2 separate regions of the Homo sapiens genome follow, and region 2 is linked to region 1. The links are chromatin loops, found by intact Hi-C in ENCODE. Cell type or tissue: HCT116. All regions are shown on one strand. Each heading gives the region's core, and the rest is flanking DNA. Links, peaks and the distances in the headings are about the cores only.

Region 1 (11,986 bases), core at 640-8,639:
TTACAAATAAACCATCTGTGGTCAAGAAATAAGTCCCAGATTTGTTTAAAAGTTCTGCATTTTATCTAGTACTCTGGGCCACAAAATCAAAATGTATTTGCTCTAACGTAGAATGCAGATCCAATCTCAATGTTGGCTGAAATTTTTGAGCTTGATTAGATACAAAGCAGCTTGCTCGAAGATTTAAGCGTAGACGTTTCTGTTTTTAATTACAGAGAGACCACCCTTTTCAAACTTCAGGTGTGCCATAGTCATTTTAATTAATTTGCTTTATTTGTACCTTCTAACAGGTTTGGCGGTACTCACGTGAAACAGGCAGAGCACTGCTTTTACTAGTCAGTACCAGTTTCCACCAGTTAATTGTCAGGGTCTCACTGTGTGCTGGGAAACAGGCTGAGGCCCGGTTTTGAGCCTGGTCGGGACTGGGTCAACAGTACACCCAAATGGAACTAAGTTAAAGGGAACAGCTGATGATTAAATATAGTAACAGTGCAGCCGGGTTTCACAAATTGGGAAATTTCATGGTTAGGGTCAGAATTTGATTCCAAGAACTTTTTTCTGCTGTTACTATTTTTAAAAAAATTATTTCTCATCTGAGTTAAAGGTTGTGATTGTAGTATGAGAATGCAAAATGGAGGGATCAGGGAACAGAGTCACCTGGGGATCCTAAGCCTGGAGTGGACTTTTTGTTGGTGTCCTGCCGGTGCTTAGTACAAACTTCCTAGGTCCACGAGACCCTCCCCCAGTGCCAGTGGTCTGCACGCAGCCTGTGGGGGGTAGCCTCAGCACAGGGGTCTCTATTGCTGCCATAGCCCCCCATTTTTGCAGTCTCCTCAAGTCTTGCCATGCTTGTTTGTTCCCTCATCCCATCCCGTGACAAAAATGGCAGCAGGAACGTATCAAAGCTGTGGTGCAGATGTGCCCCTTTTTTTAAAAAAGCTTTTGAATTGGCCGGGCGCGGTGGCTCACGCCTGCAATCCCAGCACTTTGGGAGGCCAAGGTGAGCGTATTGCTTGAGGTCAGGAGTTCAAAACCAGCCTGGCCAACATGGTGAAACCCTGTCTCTACTAAAAATACAAAAAATTAGCCAGGTGTGGTGGCACATGCCTGTAGTCCTAGCTACTCAGGAGGCTGAGGCAGGAAAATCACTTGAACTTGGGAAGCAGAGGTTCCAGTGAGCCGAAATCGCGCACTCCAGTCTGGACGAGAGTGAGACACCGTCTCCAAAAAAAAAAAAAAAAAAGCATTTGAACTCCCATTGTCCTCCCATCCCACCTTTAAGAGTCATCCAGAGTCTTTTTTAATGGCCTTCTTTGCTCATTCACACCACTTATCCTCCTCAAAACTTTCATGCTATACAGTTTTTAAAATTCTTTTTGTTTTGCTTTCTAATATACTTGAAGGCATTCACTTTTCTTCTGAAAACCTAAGTGAAATTTTTTGGCTTGGCTGTTGTTTTCCATTCTAAGCTTTCTTTTGTTCTCGAGTGTTCCTTAGGCTTCTGTGCGCTCATCACTTACTGGGGAGGCAGATGGAGTGTGGCATCCCTGGGTCACCAGCAGGACTGATGCAGCTTCCTGATGTCTGTAGTCCACGTGTAGCTGATGCCCCCATTTCCTGCTAGCAGTAGATAAGGGCCTGTGATACACGAATACAGAATAAGAATAGTTCTAGAAGGCAATCAACGAGTCAGGCAGTGAATGCTCAAATGGGAGGTATTATGTTGTTTGCTATTTAACTGATTGCCTGGGATACATAATTACTCAAATTAGAATTTAATTTCTTCTACTTAAAACTTAATTCTTCTTAGGAACCTGCTGTCACATGGCACCAATGCTGAATAGCCAGGGACACCTTCCTCCACTCACACTGTTACTGTGGGGCCAGCCAGGGTGGAGTCTGCAGGACTTGTGACCATGAGGCAAGACATACAGATGTTCCTCCATTAAAGAGCTAGGGTTTCGTTTTTATTTTTATTTTTATTTTTTTTGAGACATGGTCTGACTCTGTTACCCTGGTTGGAGTGCAGTGGTGTGATCTTGGCTCTTTGCGGCCTCAGCCTCCCAGGCTCAAACAGTCCTGCCACCTCAGCCTCTCGAGTAGCTGGGACCACAGGTGTGTGCCACCATACCTAGCTCATTTTTAATTTTTGGTGGAGACAGGGTTTTGCTATGTTGCCCAGGCTGGTCTCAAACTCCTCAGCTCAGGTGATCCACCCCTCTCAGCCTCCCAAAGTGCTGGGATTACAGGCGTGAGCCACCACACCCAACGAGAGCTAGAGTTTCAAGATTTTCACTTTATGCAAGGAAAAAAAAATGTTTGCCTTTGTGCTTTTACAGTGTAATCTAAATTTTGTAACTATTGAGCATATATTGCCTTAGAAATGAAAACAAAATCTTGTATGGCATTTGGCAGGTAGGCTTAAAGTGAAGGTGAACGCGAAAGTCTCTCAGAACTGCTGCTCATTTTCCCTAAAGGAGCTTATACACACACACATCAAATGAGATAAAATCACCCATAACAGATGATCAAAAGTGATGACTTTTTCATGTTTTTTCAGTGAGTGAAATATGCTCTGGTGCTCTGATGTTAAAATATGATTAATTTAAATCTCTTTTACAATGCTGATTAATGGAAGACTCTGCCATTTTTTAGTTTCTATTGCAACGAACATCATTTATGTATTTATTAGGCAAGTAAATTGAAGCGCCATGTCCGATCCCACACTGGGGAGCGCCCCTTTCAGTGTTGCCAGTGCAGCTATGCCAGCAGAGATACCTACAAGCTGAAACGCCACATGAGAACGCACTCAGGTAAGGGCTCTGGTGCTGAAGGCCTGATACCTACAGTGTTAACTCTTAAAGCAAGCTTTAAAAAATTACTTTTTATTGGCACAATTAAAGTTCAAAGGTAAAAGTGGATTTTTGCGTGCCTTCATGATAAAAGAATCTTGATCTGTACTTTTACCTTTATTTAGCAGTAAGAGAGTCTGCATAGATACTGTGCCACAACCCCACTGTGTGGAGTAAAACACAAAGTATTTGCTTCCGTAGATTTTTCAGGTATTTAAAACTCAACTCCTGGCCAGGCATGGTGGCTCAAACCTGTAATCCCAGCACTTTGGGAGGCTGAGGCAGGAGGATCCCTTGAGTCCAGGAGTTTGAGACCAGCCTGGTCAACATAGGGAGACCCTGTCTCTACGAGTAATTTAAAAATTAGCTGGGCCTGGTGGTGCACACCTGTGGTCCCAGCTACTTGGGAGGCTGAAGCAGGAGAATCACTTGAACCCAGGAGGTTGAGGCTGCAGTGAGCCGGGATTGCGCCACTACACTCCAGCCTGGGTGACAGAGTGAGAACCTGTCTCAAAAAAAAAGAAAAAGTAAATAAAAATAAATAAAAGTCAACTCCTTAATTCATTCTTCAACTTTAAGGCAAAACATAAAGTGTGCTGCTTTTGTAACAGAGGTACTTGATGTCTTGTGTTAAGAATACATTTATGTGTACTTCTTGGTTATTCGTACAGCCCCATGGATGTGAACCACCTTGAACTCTTGCGTAGCCACCAGATGCGGGGAAGTCATGTCTCTGGTCCATCATGGACACAGCTGTACTTGACATAAGCTGTCTGGGCTTGATTTGGGAGTCTCATACTAATTGGGGGTTGTCCGGTGAGAAGGGGGTTGATAAAGGAGGCTTGGGGCAAAAAAAAAAAACACTTTCAGCACAGGTGGCCTTTGGCAAGGATCAGGCCTGGAGGGGGAATCACTTTGTTGTCTGCATCTCAGGTGAGAAGCCTTACGAATGCCACATCTGCCACACCCGCTTCACCCAGAGCGGGACCATGAAAATACATATTCTGCAGAAACACGGCGAAAATGTCCCCAAATACCAGTGTCCCCATTGTGCCACCATCATTGCACGGAAAAGCGACCTACGTGAGTGGTTTAGCGATCTTTCTTTTACTACAGCATTTGCTGGCTCTTTGGAGCGTGGTCCTATAAACCTGCAAAGTACTGGCCCTGATACTGGGAGGCCCGGTCTTCGGGAACTTGGCCCTGGGACGAATTTTCTTCCAGAAGTCCTGTCGCACCATCTGGTGGCTGCATCTCATAAGTGCATTTTATAGCATGTTTTTAGAATCCGGGCCCAGGCCTGTTCCGTATGCACGTGATAAGACCTTTCACAGATGGGTATTACTTCATTCCACATTGGGCCTATTTTTCAGATGAGGACACTGGGGATCAGAGACATAGAGTAACCTGCCTGGGAGTCATACGAACCAAGGGTGCTAGGAGGTGGCTGGATTCTGGGTTCCTATTTATCAGTGCTCTATCTATGGCACCCAGCAAGCTTTTGTTAAACCCTGGCTGTGGGCCTAAGAAGTTTTGGAAGCAGAAGTTTCAAAAGACACAGTTTTCCCCTTAAGACAGTCACTTCGGGAAAGGAGGCGGGCCTGTAACGTGTAATCCGCATCTACCACGGTGAGCCTTTTAACTGTCACACCCCACAGAGTGGGAGAGGGAATCCAGAGGGTCTTGGAACAGCAGGCCTAGGAGCTGGGATTTGATACTGCCTGTGGGGAAGCCAGCCAGTGTTGAGCAATGGGAGGGAGGGTGTGGGAAGCGTGAGTGAACGAGCCTCTTCTTTGTTTCAGGATTCCTGGGCCTCCCTTTTCCATGATCTTATTTCTCTTTCCAAAATATATGACACTGTGATACACAAAAATATGTTAGCAGAACAAAAAATTTGACCCTTTTGCCCAAAGAGATTCTGGAGATGAGATGAATTTTTTTGAAAACCTTTCTGAAAGGCGAAAGGTGTTCCACAAAGTCTTCACTTTTATTTTTCATCTGGACCATTCTGTCATTGTTGCCGTAGATACCAGCACATCACAAAACACAGTCCAGTGGGGCTTGGTGGGGCACAAGTCTAGCCAGTTGCTAGACTTTTTTGACACCATGGCAAAGTAACATGGTTTATATCCATCTCATGCCAGTGGGTGATACACTCCACATAGCCCTATAAGATGCTTTATAAACACATTAATTCTTCCTTCCCATGACTGTATGAGAAATCAAGCTCTCTAAATGTCTGAGTCACTGTGGGTAAGGTGGAGTAGCTCCATCACACAGCTGTCCATTGTCATTTGGCTTCTTACACAAGTATCACAAGACCATCATGCTTTAGACTTAGATGAGCAAACCCAGCCAGACCTTACCATGTGTCTCAGGTTAATTTCAACATAGGAAATAACAGGGCACTGACTTCTAACAACGAGTGGATTATTTAAGGTAAAATAAAGATATTATATCTTTTTATATAAAACCACCTTAACATCATCCTAAAATTCACCTACCCCATAATAGTTCTCAAAGTGCTTTGTTCAATGAACATTTTAGGTCCAGTGTGACATACCTTATATAACATTTAACTCCATACCGAGAGTATTAAAATGATATTTCAGCATTCTGTTCGTTTAAAGCAGTGGTTCTCAGCTGAGAATGATTTTACCACCCAGAAGACAGGCGGTGATATCTAGAGGTATTTTGGCTTTCACAACCGGGGAGAAAGAGGTGCTGCTGGCATCTGGTAGACAGACACCAGGAATGCTGCTTAACATCCTACAATGCACAGGATAGCCCACCCTGCCCTGCCCAGGAAGGAACTAGCATGTTCCAGCGCCAAGGCTGAGAAACCCCGGTTTAGAGGAGAGGGGAAGCAGGCTAACAGAAAACAACACTCTTGAAGTATATAATGTTCTGTGACCATTTTAGGTGTGCATATGCGCAACTTGCATGCTTACAGCGCTGCAGAGCTGAAATGCCGCTACTGTTCTGCTGTCTTCCATGAACGCTATGCCCTCATTCAGCACCAGAAAACTCATAAGAATGAGAAGAGGTTCAAGTGCAAACACTGCAGTTATGCCTGCAAGCAGGTATTGTACTTTACTTAATTTGGAGAGGCAGTGGTGTATGGAAGAATGGAGGGCTGGGTGGGATTCTCTACCACCTTGAAGATACTGAGAAAAGTCATGCTTTTAATAGAGTAGCCTATTCAGAATAACCAGAAAGCAACTGTGAGCCAGTCATTCAAAACAACAGTTCTTAAAGTATGTTCACATATCCCCAGAGCTCCCTGTGACCAACTAGGGCCCCACAAGAGCCAAGCCTTTGTTATGATAATGGAAAGGTGTCATTTGCCCTTTTGAGACATTGACATTTGCACTTTTGGTGCCAAAGTAGTGGTGGTCCTTAGCCCGGATCAAGGCAGTGACACCCAGTGGAATTGGTGGTTGTGGTATTCTTCACCTTCACACACTGGCAGCAAAAATAAAGGGCAGTTTTACATGACAGTGTGCTTGAAGAGGCAGTTAAAGTTGTTAACTTTATTCAGTCTTTACCTGGAATACTTTCTTTTTAATAATCTTTGTGATGAGATGAGAAGCCGGCATACGCACCTCCACTGTCTTCCAAAGCTTGGAGGAAAAGCACCTGGGGGTTTGTTTGAATTTCCAGCTCAAGTAGCCACTTTCTCAGTGAATGTCATTTTCACTAAGAAAGGAACAAGATAAACAAATTCTGTTTACTCAGTCATTGGGCGTTGGTGGACATTTTTTTAAAAAATGAACAATGTAGGCCAAGTGCAGTGGCTCACACCTGCAATCCCAGCACTTTGGGAGGCCGAGGCATGTGGATCACTTGAGGTCAGGAGTTTGAGACCAGCCTGGCCAATATGGTGAAACCCCGTTTCTATTAAAAAATACAAAAATTAGTTGGGCGTGGTGGCACACGCCTGTAGTCCCAGCTACTCAGGAGGCTGAGGCAGGAGAATTGCTTGAACCTGGGAGGCAGAGGTTGCAGTGAGCCGAGATCGCGCCACTGCACTCCAGCCTGGGAAACAGAGCAAAACTCCATCTCAAAAAAAAAAAAAGGGGGGGGATTAGAGTGATTTTTTTAAAGCAACTTTTATATTGTGTGATGAAATATGTCAGCATTTAGAAGATCTGCATAACTCAAGTGAACTAGTATTTTCCAAATGACCAATCCATGATGTTACAGACTCACACACAGGTAAAAGATCCATTCAAAGTAAAAGATAGACCAAGAGGTTATAATGTCGCAGAGGAGCACAAGTTCTTTGGCACGGTTTCAGATTCCACATTGCAACCCATGGTAAGAAATTACCATGGCCAGACACACTGGCTCACACCTATAGTCCCAACACTTTGGGAGGCCGAGATGGACAGAACTGTTGAGCTCAGGAATTCAAGACCAACCTGGGCAACATAATGAGACCCTGTCTCTACAAAAAAATACAAAAATTAGCTGTGGGTGGTGGTGCATATCTGTCCCAGCTACTCAGGAGGCTAAGGTTGGAGGATCACTTAAGCCCAGGAGGTTGAGGCTGCAGTAGGCTGTGTTCATACCACTGCACTCCAGCACGGACAACTGAGTGAGACCCTAAAAAAAGAAATTACTACTAACTGAATTTTAGTGTAATAGCAGAGAAGAATGCCCACAGTTATTTGGAAGAGCTAGTAAAATGTTGCTCTCTTTTCAAACTACATGTCTGTGAGACCAAATTTTCTTTATCACTTAACATACTCCAGTGGACTGAGGGAAGAGCAGAGATAGGAATCCATCTGAATTCTTTTTTTATTTTTTTATTTTTTAGACGGAGTCTCACTCTGTTGCCCAGGCTAGAGTGCAGTGGCGCTATCACTGCAAACTCCACCTCCTGGGTTCACGCCATTCTCCTGCCTCAGCCTCCTGAGTAGCTGGGACTACAGGCGGCCCCCACCACGCCTGGCTTATTTTTTGTATTTTTAGTAGAGATGGGGTTTCACCATGTTAGCCAGGATGGTCTCGATCTCCTGACCTCGTGATCTGCCCGCCTCGGCCTCCCAAAGTGCTGGGATTATAGGCGTGAGCCACCGCGCCTGGCCCCGAATGCTTTTAATAGAGCTGTCAGACTTAGCAAATAAAAATACAGCACACTTAGTGACATTTGAACTTCAGACAACAACAAATAGTTTTATATACAAGTAGTTGCAGCCTGTATTTTAACTGGAAACCTTATCTATTAAGACAGACATTAGGTTATTTTTGTTTTGAAAAATAGATAATTTTACAGAAATAATATGTAGTTGGTTTGTTTTTATTTTTAAATGAGTTAATAAATTGTTTTATTTTAAAAAACACTTAAGAATTCCCCAGGTTTGCTTTCTAAGAAAGTAAATACTAATACATGCCACCTGTATACATAAAAGCTCTTCAGAGGCCACAGTAATTTTTTAAAGTATAAAAGGCCCTCAGAGTAGAAGTTTGAAAACCAAAACACTGCTTCAAAGTATTGCATGCTATTGGTTACCAAAGGTGAAAATCAGTGCTTACTGTGTGTTTTGAAGTGTGGGCTGTAAACTGTAAATGCTTTGAATAAGGGAAAAGGAGTTTTTCTGGTAGATTTTGAACAAAGAATATTCTGAGGCCTCAGGCTCATACTTATTCAAATGAACTAGGAGGGCTTCCTGAAAGATGGATAGGACTTGGAAAGGATGAGGGGCCCTGGAGCAGGCATACAGCAGGTATGTGGGAGTAGAGAGCAGCCAGGCAGGTCATGGCCGTGGGCAGAGGCTTGGAGCACTGCTGGGTGCTCCTGGCTGCCGCGGTCCTGGAGAGTCAGGCTCCCAGCAGGGAGCGCCAGAGATGCTGTCCCAAAGGAGGGTGATGAGGTGAAAGCTGTGCATGGAAGAGGGTGTTTAGTGAATTGGGTGAGAGAAAGATTAGAAGAAAGAGCATCAGTTAGGCCACTGACAGTAATGCAGAAATGGCCGAATATATATTTAATCCAAATAATCATCACATTTTAAATAAAACAAAATGTGTACTTTTGCTTGACTTCATACATATTTTTTTCCTGATTTCCCAAATTATTTTCTCCTGTCTAAGATAAAATCTCTATTTAGGCCAGGTACAGTGGCTCACACCTATAATCCCAGCACTTTGGGAGGCTAAGGCAGGAGAATTGCTTGAGGCTAGGAGTTTGAGACCAGCCTGGGCAACATAGTGAGACCCTGTCTCTACAAAAAATACAAACTGAGCCGAGCATAGTGGCATGCGTCCACAGTCCCAGCTACTCAGGAGGCTGAGGCAGGAGGATCACTTGGGCCCAGGAGTTTGAGATTGCAGTGAGCTATGATTGTGACAGAGCGAGACCCTGTCTCAAAAAAAAAAAAAAAAAAATCGGTATTAAGATCTGTTACGATACTATTGGGAAGTAAATGGAAAAATGTTGATACTTAAGGTACTTGCAACCCCAAAGGTCTGCTGAATTTAAACTCTGACATTTGATTTTTAAGTTTGCAGGTTCTATTTGCCCTTTGTAAATTCAGGTAATTGTAAATAGTTGTATAGAAGGAGGACTCCCAGTAATGAGAGGACAAAGGACCATCCTTTCACGCCCTGCGGTGTGTACTCCCACATCCCAACAGGACAGGAGAGCCAGCAAGGAATCCACTGCAAGACCTTTGTCACTTGCTGCTGCATACGAGTTTTGTTTCCTAGGCGGCCACTTACTGAGAGTGAATGCTGCCTTGTTCAGAATGTGTTTGCAGTAATTCTGCTTAATAGTGGACTCATCTTTGGGGAGGGAAATAAAAGGTATTGTATGATAAACAGTGTCTAATATCGAGAAAACCCTTTGAACTAGACAAGCTGCTTTCTTCCCCTTCCCTCTTAGGAACGTCATATGACCGCTCACATTCGTACCCACACTGGAGAGAAACCATTCACCTGCCTTTCTTGCAATAAATGTTTCCGACAGAAGCAACTTCTAAACGCTCACTTCAGGAAATACCACGATGCAAATTTCATCCCGACTGTTTACAAATGCTCCAAGTGTGGCAAAGGCTTTTCCCGCTGGGTAAGCTTACTTAAGTCACAGTAAATCCCCCATGGAAAGATCCCTCTATCTCAGGAGGACAGTGTCACACCAGGAGAGTTTAAACCCGATTATAGAAACCTGCCAGGACTTCAGGAGCATCTGTCATGCCTTAGGAAAGTGGTTATTAGTTTTTTAAAATCACAAAATTCTTGAAGAATCCTATGAAAGTGTGGTCTCCTCATCCCCTAAAAAAAAAAAAAAGGACAATCCAACACACAAAATCTTACAATAGGGAGTTATCAGACTCCCCAAAGAACCCCACCTTTTAGTGTAATATTTTCAAACAGTGAACTAGATTTAGGCTACTTGACAGAGAGAATGCAGTTTTCACACATTTTTTCAGATGTCCCTAGAATAATGTTATTGGTGTCTATAATCCCAGCTACTTGAGAGGCCAAGGTGGGAGGATTACTTGAGGCCAGGAGTTTGAGATCAGCCTGGGCAACACAGGGAGACCCCCATCCCTCCAAAAAAATTAGCTGGTTGTGGTGGTGCACCCCTGTAGGCCTAGCTGCTCAGGAGGCTGAGACAGGAGGACCACTTGAGCCCAGGAGTTGGAGGCTACAGTGAGTCACGATCGCACCACTGCACTCTGGCCTCAAAGACAGAGTGAGACCCTGTCTCTAAAATAACTTTTTTAATTAAAAAAAAAAGAATAGTGCTGTTGGTACTGGACTAAGCAATACATTTATGGTTTTATTCTTTTAGGTGTTGTATTAGTTATCTATTTCTGTATGACAGATTACCTCAAAATGGAGTGGCTTAAAACCACAAACATTTATCACCTGACAGATTCTCTGGGTTGGGAACTCGGAAGTGGCTGAACTGGGTGGTCCTGGCTCAGGGCCACTCCTGAGGCTGCAGTCAGGATGTCCGCCAGGGCTGCATCATCCGAAGGCTGGACTGGGGCCAGAGGATCCACTTCCAGGACAGCTCCGCCACACAACTGCTGGCACCGGCCTCAGTTCCTTGCTACAGGGACCTCTCTGCAGGGCTGCTTGAGTGTCCTCCTGACTCAGAGCAAGTGAGAGAGTGCAAGTAGGAAGCCATGGTGCCTTTTGCAGTCTAGTCCTAAAAGCGGCACAACAGCCAGCTGTGGGGGCTCACACCTGTAATCCCAGTACTTCGGGAGGCCAAGGCAGGTGGATAACTTGAGGCCAGGAGCTCAAGACCAGCCTGGCCAACATGGTGAAACCCTGTCTCTACTTTAAAAAAAAAAAAAGAAAATAGCTAGGCGTGGTAGTGCACGCTTGTAATCCCAGCTACTTGGGTGGTTGGGACGGGAGGATCACTTGAACCCAGGAGACAGAGGTTGCAGTGAGCTGAGATTGTGCCACTGGCCTCCAGCCTGGGCGACAGAGCAAGACTCTGTCTCAAAAAAAAAAAAAAAGTGGCACATTCTAGTCACAAGAAATGAACCATGAAGTCCCACCCACACTCGAGTGGGGAATGAAGTTTCTTTTGAAAGGAACAGCATCAAAGAATTTCAGGACATTTAAAAACCACTGCACATGGCTAGCTAGATCCTTGGACCATGTAGGCTTCAGCCTAACTTTATAAAAGTTTTATAAAAGTTGAATTTCCTGAAGTTGACTATTTTTTTAAAAATATTTCTTCTTAAAACAGTAGTGTAGTTGTGTTTTTCTGAGTAGCACAGTGGGATAGTTCTGGAATGTCAACCCTATTAGTTTAAAATTTCAAATAAAAGCTGTGGCAGTGCTCCCAAAACACCATTGCTCATGCAAAAATTGTGAAGAGTTAAAATTAACGAGTAGAATTCTAAAGAGAAAAAAACTGCTCTTTGGTGCAAGAAATAAAAATGTAGAGAAAAGAACAAGTCTGCCTCATGCAGTCCCTCAGAACATAAAATTTTTGAAATTCCGATTCAAGAAAGCATATTTGGACTTGTGTCTAAAATATAAAAAGAACTCTTATAACTCAGTAAATAGACAGATACCCAATGAAAAACAGGTAAAGTATCTAGGCCAGGCGCGGTGGTTCACACCTGTAATCCCAGCACTTTGGGAGGCAGAGGCAGGTGGAT
Region 2 (11,986 bases), core at 1,402-9,401, 420 kb after region 1:
TCTGGTGAGGAAACCCAGTGTGGGACGAACTTGCTGTGGAGGGAAATGAGGGGTGCAACCCAGGTCAGGGTTCTGGCCAAGCCTGAGGCGTGCCACTGAGGTCTGTGTGCCCACAGAGGCGGAGGTCCCGGGTCTCTGTCCTGTCTTCTAGACTACTCAAGGGCCTGGCCGGGAGGGCCACCCACCCAAGACAGTCATCCTGGGCTGCAGATGGCCACTCAGCATCTCGCAGCCACAAGCAAAGGACAGGCTCGGTGACCAGGCCCTGGCCTCTCCCATGCCTGACCGCCCACCGGGCTGGGACTGGGGGAGCAGAGGCCGCTGCTTTGATGCTGGTCTGCTCTTAGCCATTTCCCGGATGACTGGCTCGTGAAACCGAATATGAGGGATCCAAAGACTTTTATGGGGGACTTTTCTGCTTCCAGCAAATTCCAGGACACGATTTTACAACCCCCTGATTCCAGGCCTCCCTTTGCCCCCACTCCCCTTCATCTGCAGGGAAGGTCTGAGGCTTCTACTGAGTGGCGGGTGGGGGGTGTCACTGAGGTGGGGGTGACCAGGCAGGAACAAAGGGGGGGATAGGACAGCTGGGCAGAGGGTGCCCCGGAGATCAGGGCTGAGTCCCTCAGCAGGGTCTCAGGTTAGGCGGCTGCAGCCGGTATACCCGGAGACACAGCAAGACCCAGGCTTGGTCCACATTGGAAGGAGATCCAAGGCCCAGGGACATTGAATTTCCATGAGGAACAGCAAGATCTGTCCACATGGGAGGGCCTGGCCATCCTGCTCCACTCAAAGGGACAGCGCAGGGCAGGGGTGGGGTGGAGACAGAAACACGTATGGAGATGCATAGAGACGCCTACAGACAGACACAGGGAAGGAGCACGCAGACGGGGACACAGCAGCACCCATGGAGGGAGAAGGGACTGGAGATGCAAGGGAAATGCGCTCTGAGAGGCGAAGATGGGGATGAGGCCTCGGAGCAGCCAGAAAAGAGAAGGGCACAGCTGGCATCCAACCTCAGCTGTAGGGTGACATGTGGGTGTTGTTTTACGCCGCCAGGCTCATGGCCATCTGTGACAGAGGAAGCTCTGGGTCTAGAGGGAAGCTCCTCAGGTCTGCACCCTGGCTCTGCTGCTCACTAGCTCAGGCAGGACCCTGACTTAACTGCCCTGTGCCTCAGTTTCCCCTCTGTAAAGGGGGATGGCAACAGTGCCTGCCTCATAGGGTGGCCATCAGGGCTAAACAAATTAATAGATGTGTACACGAGGAGTACAGCCTGCACGTAGGTGCCCGCAGACATGAGCCGTCGCACTGCCCGAGTCATTATTTCTACGTCACACAGGCGTTCCCCTCCCCCACCCACCCTCCCACCAGCCTCGTGGGGAGTTCTCTGAGCATCCATTTCACAGTGCGGAGAGACAAGCACCTCCCCACAAATATTCCTACACAATCACTCACCCCCACCCTCATGCCTGTCCAAGGTCCAGTGAATTTGTCACCCTCCTGGAGTGCCGTGTCCACCCCAGGTGGGCAGGGCTCTGCCCCTCCCACGCCTGGGCAGCCGGGCACCTGGCCTCCCTGCCCAGGGGCTGGGTGCTCTCCCACCAACTCAGGGAACCCAAGAGGGGAGGGTCAGGAGGCTGGTGCGGATGCCCACCGGCTCGGTTCCTGTGCTGCTCTTGGCAGCCCCCATACCCTGGAGTCCAGTTTCCTCTCCGTAAAGCGGGCATCATCACGACAGCGCCTGCTCCCTAGACCCCGGTGCGGATTGAAGGAGGGAGAGCAGAAAAGCAGGCTGGCATCTTCCCGGCTCCCAGCAAGTCTGTGCGGGTGGAAGGGTGGTTGTAATGGATGCAGGCGGTGGGTTGGAAGTGTGTGTGCCTGTGCTTATTCTCCAGCTGGGCCTGCGTGGAGGAGGGGTCAGAGGGGAGGTCCTCCCAGCTGGACGGACTGATCCCTGTCGGGGTGTGTCCCGGCCTGGGGACCCTCACTGCCCTCTGGCCCTGGCAGGACTCGCAGGCCTCTGGGGATGTTATGGCCACCTGGCAGGTCCCTACCCCTCCCCGCAAGTCTGAGGCTCTGGGGTCACCGCTCAGGGCAGGGCTCTTGCAGGGCACCTTGGGTAGGGCACAGGCAACTCTCAGGGGGATGACAGGCCTGTCCTGGCATGCTGGCTGTGTGGAAAGGGGTGTGTGTGACAGTGTTTCTGAGTGTGTGTGTGCACGAGCCTGCATGTTGGAGCGTGCATCTGTATGAGTGTGTGTGTGAGTGAATGTGCAGGGGTCTGTGTGTGAGCAAGCATGTGTGTGAATATGTGTTTCAGTGTGTGAGGGACTGGATGCGTGTGAGTGCGTGAGCATGAGGCTGCGCGCGTGCCCGCGTGTCCCTTGTCAACTGTGAGAGCGCAGGCCGGGGGCACAGTGAGTGCGGACGCCCTCTGGTGGGTGCTCAGCATATTCTCAGCCGGTGGCAAGAAGCGTGCGGGGGAGCGGCTCTCTCTGCAGGCCCTTGCGGAGGGCAAGCTCGTGCGGAGTCGCTCGCTACACGCAGGTCCTGAGAATGAAGCCAAAGCTGTGGTTGCCGAGCGGGCCTGCTGCCCCTGACTCGCCACCCAGCAGCTGTTCCCCGAGCGCGCACTGCGAGTCAGGTGCAGGGACACCGGCTGTGCCCCCTGAGCCTATGCTCTCTCCACGCTGCCCTCCCTGGGCTCCTCCTGTAACCTCTGTCTCCTCCCCTTCCCCCCTCTCCTGGGGGTCCACCTCCCAGCACCCCCTATGCTGTGCCTGACTTCTCTACTGGACCTGAGTCCCGGAGGACCTCACTTTATCCAGCTGCCAGCCCGCTGGCATGGCGAGTGCCTCATATGTGGTCGTTCGATGAACCCCTCTCTGCTTTGGCTGCCTGGCATCTCGTCATTACAACTTTCTCTCCTCCAGGAAGCCCTCCATGATGTCACATCACCCCCTCTCGGGGCTTGTGTCTGCCTCCTTCAGCAGACTGCCTTGTTCAGTACTGTATTGCCTGGCACACAGTAAGTGCTTAGTAAATATGTATTTGTTGAGAAAAGGAATGACTGACTGACTGAATGAATGACTGAATGAATGAATGGGAGGCATGGGGATGGGGAAAGAGATGAGGGAAGGGTAAGAACCCTGACTAATGTGGACAAGTAATGACAATCCCAGCGACCTCCCAACCTTCTCCTTGTTGAGGTAAAGAGCTGCTGACTGGGACCCGGCCTGTGACCAGGCCTGGCCAGCCCGGCAGGACCCAGTAATCCAGAGCCAGCGGCTCAGGTTGAGTCCCAGCCTCAGCACTCACACTTTTGCGGGTGGAGAGGCATGAGTGGGTGGGAGCGAACACAGGTGGAGGGTGAACGCAGGTGGGAGGCGCACGCAGGTGGAGTAGTGCGTGCCAGTGGAGGTGTGTGCATGGGTGGTGTGTGCCAGTGGAGGTGTGCACATGGGTGGTGTGTGTGGGTGGAGATGTGTGTGGTGGTGGAGGTGTGTGCGGGTGGAGGTGTGTGTGTGTGGGTGGAGGTGTGTGCATGGGTGGTGTGTGTGGGTGGTGTGTGTGGGTGGAGGTGTGTGTGTGTGTGGGTGGAGGTGTGTGTGTGTGGGTGGAGGTGTGTGCATGGGTGGTGTGTGTGGGTGGAGGTGTGTGTGGTGGTGGAGGTGTGTGCGGGTGGAGGCGTGTGTGGGTGGAGGTGTGTGTGGGTGGAGGTGTGTGAGGGCGGAGGTGTGTGTGGGCGGAGGTGTGTGGGCGGAGGTGTGTGTGGGTGGAGGTGTGTGTGGGCGGAGGTGTGTGTGGGCGGAGGTGTGTGTGGGCGGAGGTGTGTGTGGGTGGAGGTGTGTGGGTGGAGGTGTGTGTGGGTGGAGTGTGTGGTGGTGAAGGTGTGTGTGTGTGCGGGTGGAGGTGTGTGTGCGTGGAGGTGTGTGTGCATGGCGGAGTGTGTGGTGGTGGAGGTGTGTGGGTCTGGAGCTGCACCAGCTTGTGCAACTGTGAGTGTGTGTGGCAGGAGCACCTGAGTGCGTTCGTTTCCTCTTGCTGCTGTGGCAAATTTTCCCAAACTTGGTGGCTTAAAACAACACTTGATCTCATAGTCTGGAGCTCGGAAGTCTGAAGTGGGCCTCACTGTGCTAAAATCAAGGAGTGGCAGACTGCATCCCTTCCTGAGGCTTTGGGGGGAACCAATTTCCTGGCCTTTTTAGTTTCTAGAAGCCACCACATTCCTTGGCCTGTGGCCCCTTCCGCCCTCCCCAAATCCAGTGGTGGCCGGTGGAGTCTCTCCCTGCATCACTTCAACCTCCGCTGCTCTGTCACATGGCCTTGGTGTGACTCTGACCCTCCTACCTCCGTCTTATAAGGAATCACACTGTGCCCACCCAGCTAACCTGGGAATATCTCCCCACCCCAGGATCCTTAATTGAATCACACCTACAAAGTCCCTTTTGCCATGTAAAGTGACATGTTCACAGGCTCTGGACATTATTCCGTGAATCACACTGGGTAGATAACTTCCCACTCTGAATCTCAGCTCCTGCGTCTCGAAAACAGGTATGAGCTGTGCTGGCCTCGGAGGATCCCAGCTCCCGGGCTGTGTGCACCTGCACGGTTCCTGCCTCTGGATCTGCGGGAAGTGCAAGGAGCCCTGGGGGTGGGGAGGTTGTCAGGGCGTGGGCCCAGCTCCCTACCGGTGCCGTGCCACTTAGACACCTTCTGTGAAAGGCCTGGTCATAGCAGCAGTGCCTGCTCCAAAAGGACTGTCCTGGCACCTCGTCAGAACCGTGAGGGTCCCCACTGTTGTAACTTTGTCAGGACACAGGCAGGGACACCTGGCGCTGGGCAGCCCCTCTCCTGCCTGTGTCAACCCAAGGGCCTCCTCCCTTACAGGTGGCTGCTGCCCTCTGCTGGCCGCCGGGGGGTCCTCCAGGGTGCCCTGTGGCTGCTTGGGGCAGCCTCTTCCTGGTTCCCCTGGGGTTGGGGATCTTCCTGGTCCCCACTTTGGGGTGGACTCAGGCATGTGCACCTAGAGGCTGTTGTCAACACTGCTATTAATAGAAGGCCACCTCCTAAGGTGAGGCAGCCCCGACTCAAACAACGCCTGGCTCTGCTTCAGGCAGGAATCATGGCCACTCAGTGGGTCTCCTGGTCACTGTCCGGTGGTCAAGTAGCCTGATATCTACTCACTGGTGTCCTGGAGCCACCCAGACTTGTGCTCTGGCCCTTCCTGGCTGTGTGACGTAGAACAAATTACTTTACCTCTCTGAGTCTTGGTATCCTCTTTTGAAAAATGGCATTAGTATCTGCCTTGCAGTGCTGGAGCCATATATATACTAGAAAACATAGTCTCTGACATTTGTTGAGCATCTACTATACACCAGGCCCTGACGCCCTTCCTGCATCATCATATTACCTCCTAACTGGGCTTATCAAATCTTTTCAAGAACCTTAGCAAGGAGGTGCTGTTCTGATCCCCATTTTACCGATGAGGAAAGTGAGTCTGGAGACCTGAGGTCTCCTGCCCCAGGTGTACACAGCCAAAGTGGAAAACCAGGATGCAAACTCAGGTCTGTCTAGACCCACAGCCTCTTCTTTTTACCCTGTGTCTCTTGCTTTCTGGTCTCAGCAGAAGTCCAGATTGGCTAATACATATGTTTTTGATCGGTTTAAAAAAAAAAACAAATAAAATTAATGACTTAATGAAAACATTTTGTTTGGTAGCCATTTTCTTCCAAAATAGGGGGTGGCCAGGATATTATAAGAGGTTCTCAGGGCTTGGAGTTGGGGACCCCAGCCTTCAATGCGTGTCACCAGGACGTCTTCAGCAATCCTTCCTGCTCAGCCCCCTGCCTTGACATGCAGCGAACAACAAAGATCTCTGGGAGCAAAACACTCTTGGATCCTAAAACCCTCAAGAAAAGACATCCCGTCCACCCCTTCCCACCCATGATCACCAGTTGCACAAGTCTCCTTTGGAGTTTTTATTGTCAGCTCTTTCTAGTTTCAAAAAAGCTCCTAAAACCAATTCTACTTTGGGTAACTTGGCTTTTGTAACAGCAGAAGCAATGTTTGGATTCCAATTAGCAAACCGCAAATCCCTGTGGCAGCCTCTCTTTTGGGGTGAGTCTAACAGCATAGAATCCATTAGGAAAGGCTTAAAAGGAACATAACGCTTAGGGTCTATTCCGTGCCAGGTGCTTTGTGTCTATTACCTTGTTTAATCCACACAGAAACGGTGAAAGGTTTGACTTTTTACAGACGGAGGAACTAAGCCTCAGAGAGATTAGGGGGTCCCCAGGGACACATGGCTTGTCAGAGGCAAAGCCAGATTTGAACCAGATACCTCTGTGTTCCCACCTGAATGATTCCACCCCCGACACCAACCCCTTTCTCTATGTGCTCACGGATGGCCCTGTCCTGCCCTGGTCATCCATCTGAGTCCAAACCAGGGCTGGCAAACTTTCTCTGTAAAGGACCAACTAGTAAATACTTTAGGCATATAATCTCTGACACTGTAGTGTGAATGCAGCCATAGACTACAAGCAAGCACAAGGATGTGGCTATTACAAGAGCAGATGGCGGATGGAATTGGCCCCGGGCCATCGTTTGCCACCCCTGGTCTTAGCCAACCAGAGCAATCAATTCCTTTTGCCAAGTGTCGTTAGGAAGAGACACAGGCTGAAGTTCATAAGTCCAGAGGGGACGTCCACAGAAGGAATTTGGGAAGCGGTTTCTTTAGTCTTAAAAAGAGACTCTAGAAGGAAATGTTTATTCTCTACATCTGGACATAGCTAGTGAGGAGGTGATGGCTGGAGCTGGTGCAACCCTCGTGCGCCATGAGGAGATGAGCCTTAGGACCAAACTTGACATGTGGAGGGTAGAAGGATCCTGGGTCTCTGATAATGTCACTGAGTCCATCAGCGAGCAACCTGGCACTGCCACCCTCCTCTGGATTCGTGATGAAAATGATAAAGAGTTATTAAAAGCATCTCTGGTAGAAGTGTGTTCCTTTGTAGCTAAAAGCCTCCTGATTCCTGTCTTGCCTGGGTTTATTCTGTACAGTGCTGAATAGAAGAAATGCCAACCTGATTTTATTCCAGAGGATTTCAGTGGCAGCCTGTGAGTCAGCCTTGTATGCACAAAGCCACAGGTACAGATGTGTGTGGAAACGGACAGCTTCCCAGCAGTAATTTTTGATTTATGTTATTTTTATAAATCATTATAAAAAAACAATTCTGGAGCCTGCGCTTTCGAGTCTCAATGCGGAGCAGGTGTGTGTCTGATCATAGAGAGAGGTGCAGCAGGGTGAGCTCTCGTCAGCCCTCTCAAGCCACCTGGTTGGCAGGTAGGTGGCGTGGGAGCTTGCAAAGACAGCCCAGCATGCGCACAGGCTCCCTTGAAGGAAGGGCAGGAGCAAGGCCGCAGGGAGGCGGGCGCGGCTGTTCAACAGCAGACACGTGACCAGGGAGCACGCACAAGTGGCTGTTCAACAGCAGACACGTGACCAGGGAGCACACACGGGTGGCAGTAGGACCACTGAGGTCTAGAGGTCAGGGACGCCTTCCTGAAGGAAGAGGCCTCTCAGCCAAGCCCTGAAAGGTGTGGGCGGTTAGAAGGGAATGGGGAAGGGGTCGGGGTTGGGGTGGGGAGAGCTTTCCACCTAGACAGCAGCTTTGCACGGGCCATGTGAGAAGTGAGACGGTGCAGGATTTCTTCAGGGAGCCCCTGAGACAGCGAAGTTGCCGCAAAGCTGGATCTTACGTTCTGATGCTAACATTTGCATTCTGTTAACACGATTTTTGAAAATCTCCTGTAATGTCGATAAGTAACAGCGTTCACGCATTTGTGAGCATGACTTTGTAATGGCAAAACCCTGGGATAGAGCAGTTTTCTCAGCCATGGCACCATCAGCCTTCGGGGCTGGGTAACTCACGGTGGGGGCGGCCAGTGCATTGTGGGGCATCTGCAGCATCCCTGGACTCCACCCACGAGATGTCACTAGCAATCTTCCCTCCCAGTCAGGAAAACCAAAAATGTCCCCAGACATCAGCTACTGATGCCCCAGGGGGGCAAAATCCTCCCCAGTTAAGATCCCAGGGCTAGACTAAAAGAAGGCAGGTCTGTCCACTAGAGAATGGCCTGGGTGGGCAGAGCGTCCTGCCCTGGAAGACTCAGCCACGTTTCTGGTGATGAACGGCCGGTGAGGAGTGGGGATTCGGAAGTGCTGCTGCCTACCACAGGGGTTGCTCCCGTTGTATGTTACTATTGAGCCTGTGGACCCAACACACACTCACAGATGTGCTTGCTACTCAAGGATGGAACAAGGTCATGGCAGCAGGCACCCTTGGTTGCCTTCCTGTGTCCTAACGGCCCCTGATGTAGCTCCAGGTCCAGCTCTCAGGCCCATGAGCCCCTGGGAGCGCAGGTGCCAGTCCCGGTTCCTGTGAGTCAGTCGTGGTACTCCGGGTCCTATTGATGGTGATCGGTTTCGGGATGGGCATGTGACCCAGTTCTGGCCAATGAGGGGTGAGGAAAGGTCTGATGGGAGCTCCTGGAAGAGGTGTCCTCACTGATCCAAAGACCCCAAAAGGCCAGGATCCTCTTTTTCCACCCCCTGAAATCAAAACAGCCATCCTGAAACCACGAGGGAGCCAGTCTGGGGTGGCGGAGTGGAAAAGCGAAAAGCACCCGGCTCCTCCAGGCCGCGCGGGCTGCTGCATTCACCAGCTTGGGGCTGCCCTGAGGCCTCTGGGGAGGGAGGTAACACACTTCTTGAGGGTTTAAGATGATGGGCATGGCAGTTTCTGGTTTTTGCCACTGAAAGCATCCTGGTATCAGACTTCTCAGGAAGGCTGTGCAAGGGTTCATGTAGTAGATGTTCAATGCACACGCAACATTCTTGGAGATGGGATTTGAAAGCATCACACGACCCAGCCGTCTCTCAAGCTGCTTCTGTCAGGACCACTGACTGCTATCACTCAGCGCAGACTCCTGCACAGTGGGGTCTCATCTTGAGGTTGGGGTGGTGACAAAGTGAGTGTACAAGTTAAATGATGACCCGATGACAATGCTATATGGGCCACGGGCATCTGGATGGAGATGGGCCCTGGAACAGAGGAGCCTCCCTGGCTTTGATGCTCACAATAAACCTGGGACTTTCCCATAAAGTGGAGGCCACCCCATCCCCCGCCCCAGGGACTCTACCAGCTCTTCTTTATGGTACAAAAGAAACACTTCCCATAGTTCATTAAAGCTTTTTATGTTTTTTTTAAATTAAAATTAAAAACAAAATGAGTAAAAGAAGGCAGAGAAGAAAGAGCCCCTCCCTGAAGCCACATGGTTGTCCCAGTGCAGCTGAGGTCCGCCCCACAACAGACTGAACCCCACACCCCACCCCCAGGCAGGATCTTCCTGGGGATCCAAGGGTGACATGCAAGATGAATCCAGGCTTTGCAAGGCCAAGGATGGTGTCTCCGTGTGCCACCTACCTGGGCACAGAGCTGTGGGAAACCCAGCCCCTGAGGGTCTGCAAACCTCCTCACTCCCAGCTGAATCCGCTTCCTCCTGATACAGTGGAGGAGCCTGCTGTGAGGCCCCAGTGTCCGCACCTCAGCATTGCCAGTAGGAAGATGCCACCCCGCCCTGTGACTGTCAGGTGGCAGGATGTGCCTGAATTGGGGCAGCTGCCCCCACCCCCCACCTCCTGTTCTGAGCCCTGTTGGGGCCCAGCCTGGCCTAAAACCCAGCACATGTCAGTGGTAGGGGAGCTGGCCTCTCCTTACCCAAGGGCCACCAAATGCTAGTGGCTTCTCTGACCCACCCGTGGTCGAGGCCAGAAACATTGGATGGCTCAAGATGTCTTGACATATCCTAGGCTGTGGCGGCCACCCCAAAATGGGAAGCGGGGTCTTTCCCAGGCCAGTTGTCCATTCTGTCACCCAGCAGCTCCACCATCATGGTCTCCTCCCCTGGTCACTCCTCTGGATGGAGAAGACATCCCCTCATCCAAAGACACGTGGCCTCAGACTGTGGGAGCGGGACTGTTTGCTGACAGTCGAGGACTGAGTTGTCACCTTTGTGAACGGCATTATAGGAAGAGTGGCCGGAGAACCGACCTGAGAGAAAGCAGAGGTTGTGCGGATTTCCCAGGGCTGTGAGACAAGTCACCATCCACAGAGGGGCTTAAAACAACTTCCCATTTTGGGGTGGCCGCCACAGCCTAGGATATGTCAAGACATCTTGAGGCATCCAATGTTTCTGGCCTTGGCCGGGGGTGTGTGGGAGAAGCTACTAGCATTTGGGTGGCCTCGGGTAGGAGAGGTCAGCTCCCCTACCGCTGACAACATGTGCTGGGCTCCAGCAAGGGAGCCTCTCTCAGTTCTAGAGGCCAGAAGCCCGAGGTTGAGTGGGGCTGCGCTCCCTCTGGAGGCCCGAGAGAGGCTCTTTTCTTGCCTCTCCCAGCCTCTGGTGGCTGCCAGCGTTCCTTGGCTGCGGTGGCCTCACTCAGGTCTCTGCCTGTCCTCACACGGCTGTCGCCTCCTCTCTGTCTCTCCTCTGTGTGTTACAAAGACACTTGGTGCTGGACTTAGGGCCCATCCAGATACCCAGGATAGTTTCATCTCAAGATCCTTAACTTGATTACATCTGCAAAGACCCTTTTCCCAATCAGGTGACAGTCACAGGCTTCTGGGTTAGGGCATGGACACATCTTTTTGGAGGCCACCATTCAAGCCACTTTGGGGGTGAAATTAACACACTGCAAATGAATCCAGCCAGACAGCCTGGATACAGTGGGACATGCAGCAGAGCAGCCAGAGTGAGGATGGGGCCAGATGCCCTGCCTGCCCTTGGCAAAGGGGCCAGTGTCACCAACAACCAAGGAAGGCCGGGGCGTCACTCAGATGACAGGAGGCCAAGGGATGTGGCAAGTAAGGCAATGCCTGAGCCTGCATCTGATCTTGGATGGGAAGAAACTGCTATAAAAGTTACTCATGGGGCAGCTGGTGGAACTTGGACAGGGCCTGGAGGCTACAGAGTTATATCGAGGCTGGGTTTTCTGATTTGAGTAATTCTATTTAGGGGAATGTCTTTGATCTTAGAAAATCTGCACTGAGGTATTAGGGTGACGGGTGTGATTGCAGAAGTCCTGCAGCCCCTTTACCCAGACTCCCCAGTGCCTCTCTGCACACACACACACACGCACGCACACACACACATGCACGCACACACATGCACACACGTGCACACACACAAACATGCACACACACACATGCACGCACGCACGTACACACATGCACACACGTGTGCACACACGCACACATACACACATGCACACAAACACACACCCACATACACATACGCACACACACCTACATACATTCACATGTGCACACACTCACACACATGCACACACATGCACACATGCAAGCATGCACGCACACACATTTACACTCACATACAGGTACACACCCTCTCTCATGTACACATGCATGTGCACTCATATACTCACATGCACACACTCACACATGCTCTCATGTATGCTTACACTCATGTACACATACACATAGGTGTGTACACACACTAACATGTATACCCACACATACACAGTCACATACATTCACACTCACTCGTGTACACACTGTGCACATGCATACATCTCACACTCAGACATACTCAGCAGGAGGTCTTCCTGAGAGTCTCGTGACCACTCAGACCCTTGGGGACACCGGGAACACTTTTGAGACTGTGAGGGACAGACGCATCCCCAGCAACCTTGGCCTTACAGGGGATGCCCTCCTTTCAGAGTGAACCCCAAGGTCCCCGCTCTGCCTGCCAAATCCTTCCCCTCCCCCAGCCCGACTTCACCTCCTCCATGCTCCCCTCGCCTGCTCTGTTCCAGCCACAGCGGCCCCTCCCTGCCCCCAGATCCCTGGCCCGTGCCTGCCTGAGGGCCTTGCATGTGCCATCCCCTTGGGCCAGCCGG

The links. Hi-C counts contacts between places; a loop is a spot of excess contacts. Peaks named below come from ENCODE experiments on the same cell type or tissue, not always from the same donor. Only the 100,000 strongest peaks of a DNase experiment are listed, where the experiment ranks them.
Region 2: a loop joins it to region 1, with 6 times the contacts of the local background. A loop is called at or near these places in 6 of 110 quality-filtered maps.

The regions. Positions count from the first base shown.
Region 1 is chr20:57,506,541-57,518,526 of GRCh38, reverse strand. It overlaps CTCFL (CCCTC-binding factor like), which reads left to right. Exons shown (of 11, transcript NM_001386993.1): 6 at 2,693-2,813; 7 at 3,786-3,935; 8 at 5,775-5,935; 9 at 9,739-9,921. Among named protein-coding and RNA genes, the nearest start is that of CTCFL, 13 kb to the left of the region's middle. In HCT116, for the core only: a CTCF peak has its summit at 4,093 (motif pointing left); a DNase peak (open chromatin) is centred at 4,096.
Region 2 is chr20:57,082,727-57,094,712 of GRCh38, reverse strand. No RefSeq gene overlaps it. Among named protein-coding and RNA genes, the nearest start is that of BMP7-AS1, 120 kb to the left of the region's middle. In HCT116, for the core only: CTCF peaks have their summits at 2,431 (motif pointing left), 4,720 and 4,920 (motif pointing left); DNase peaks (open chromatin) are centred at 2,422, 4,912 and 7,402.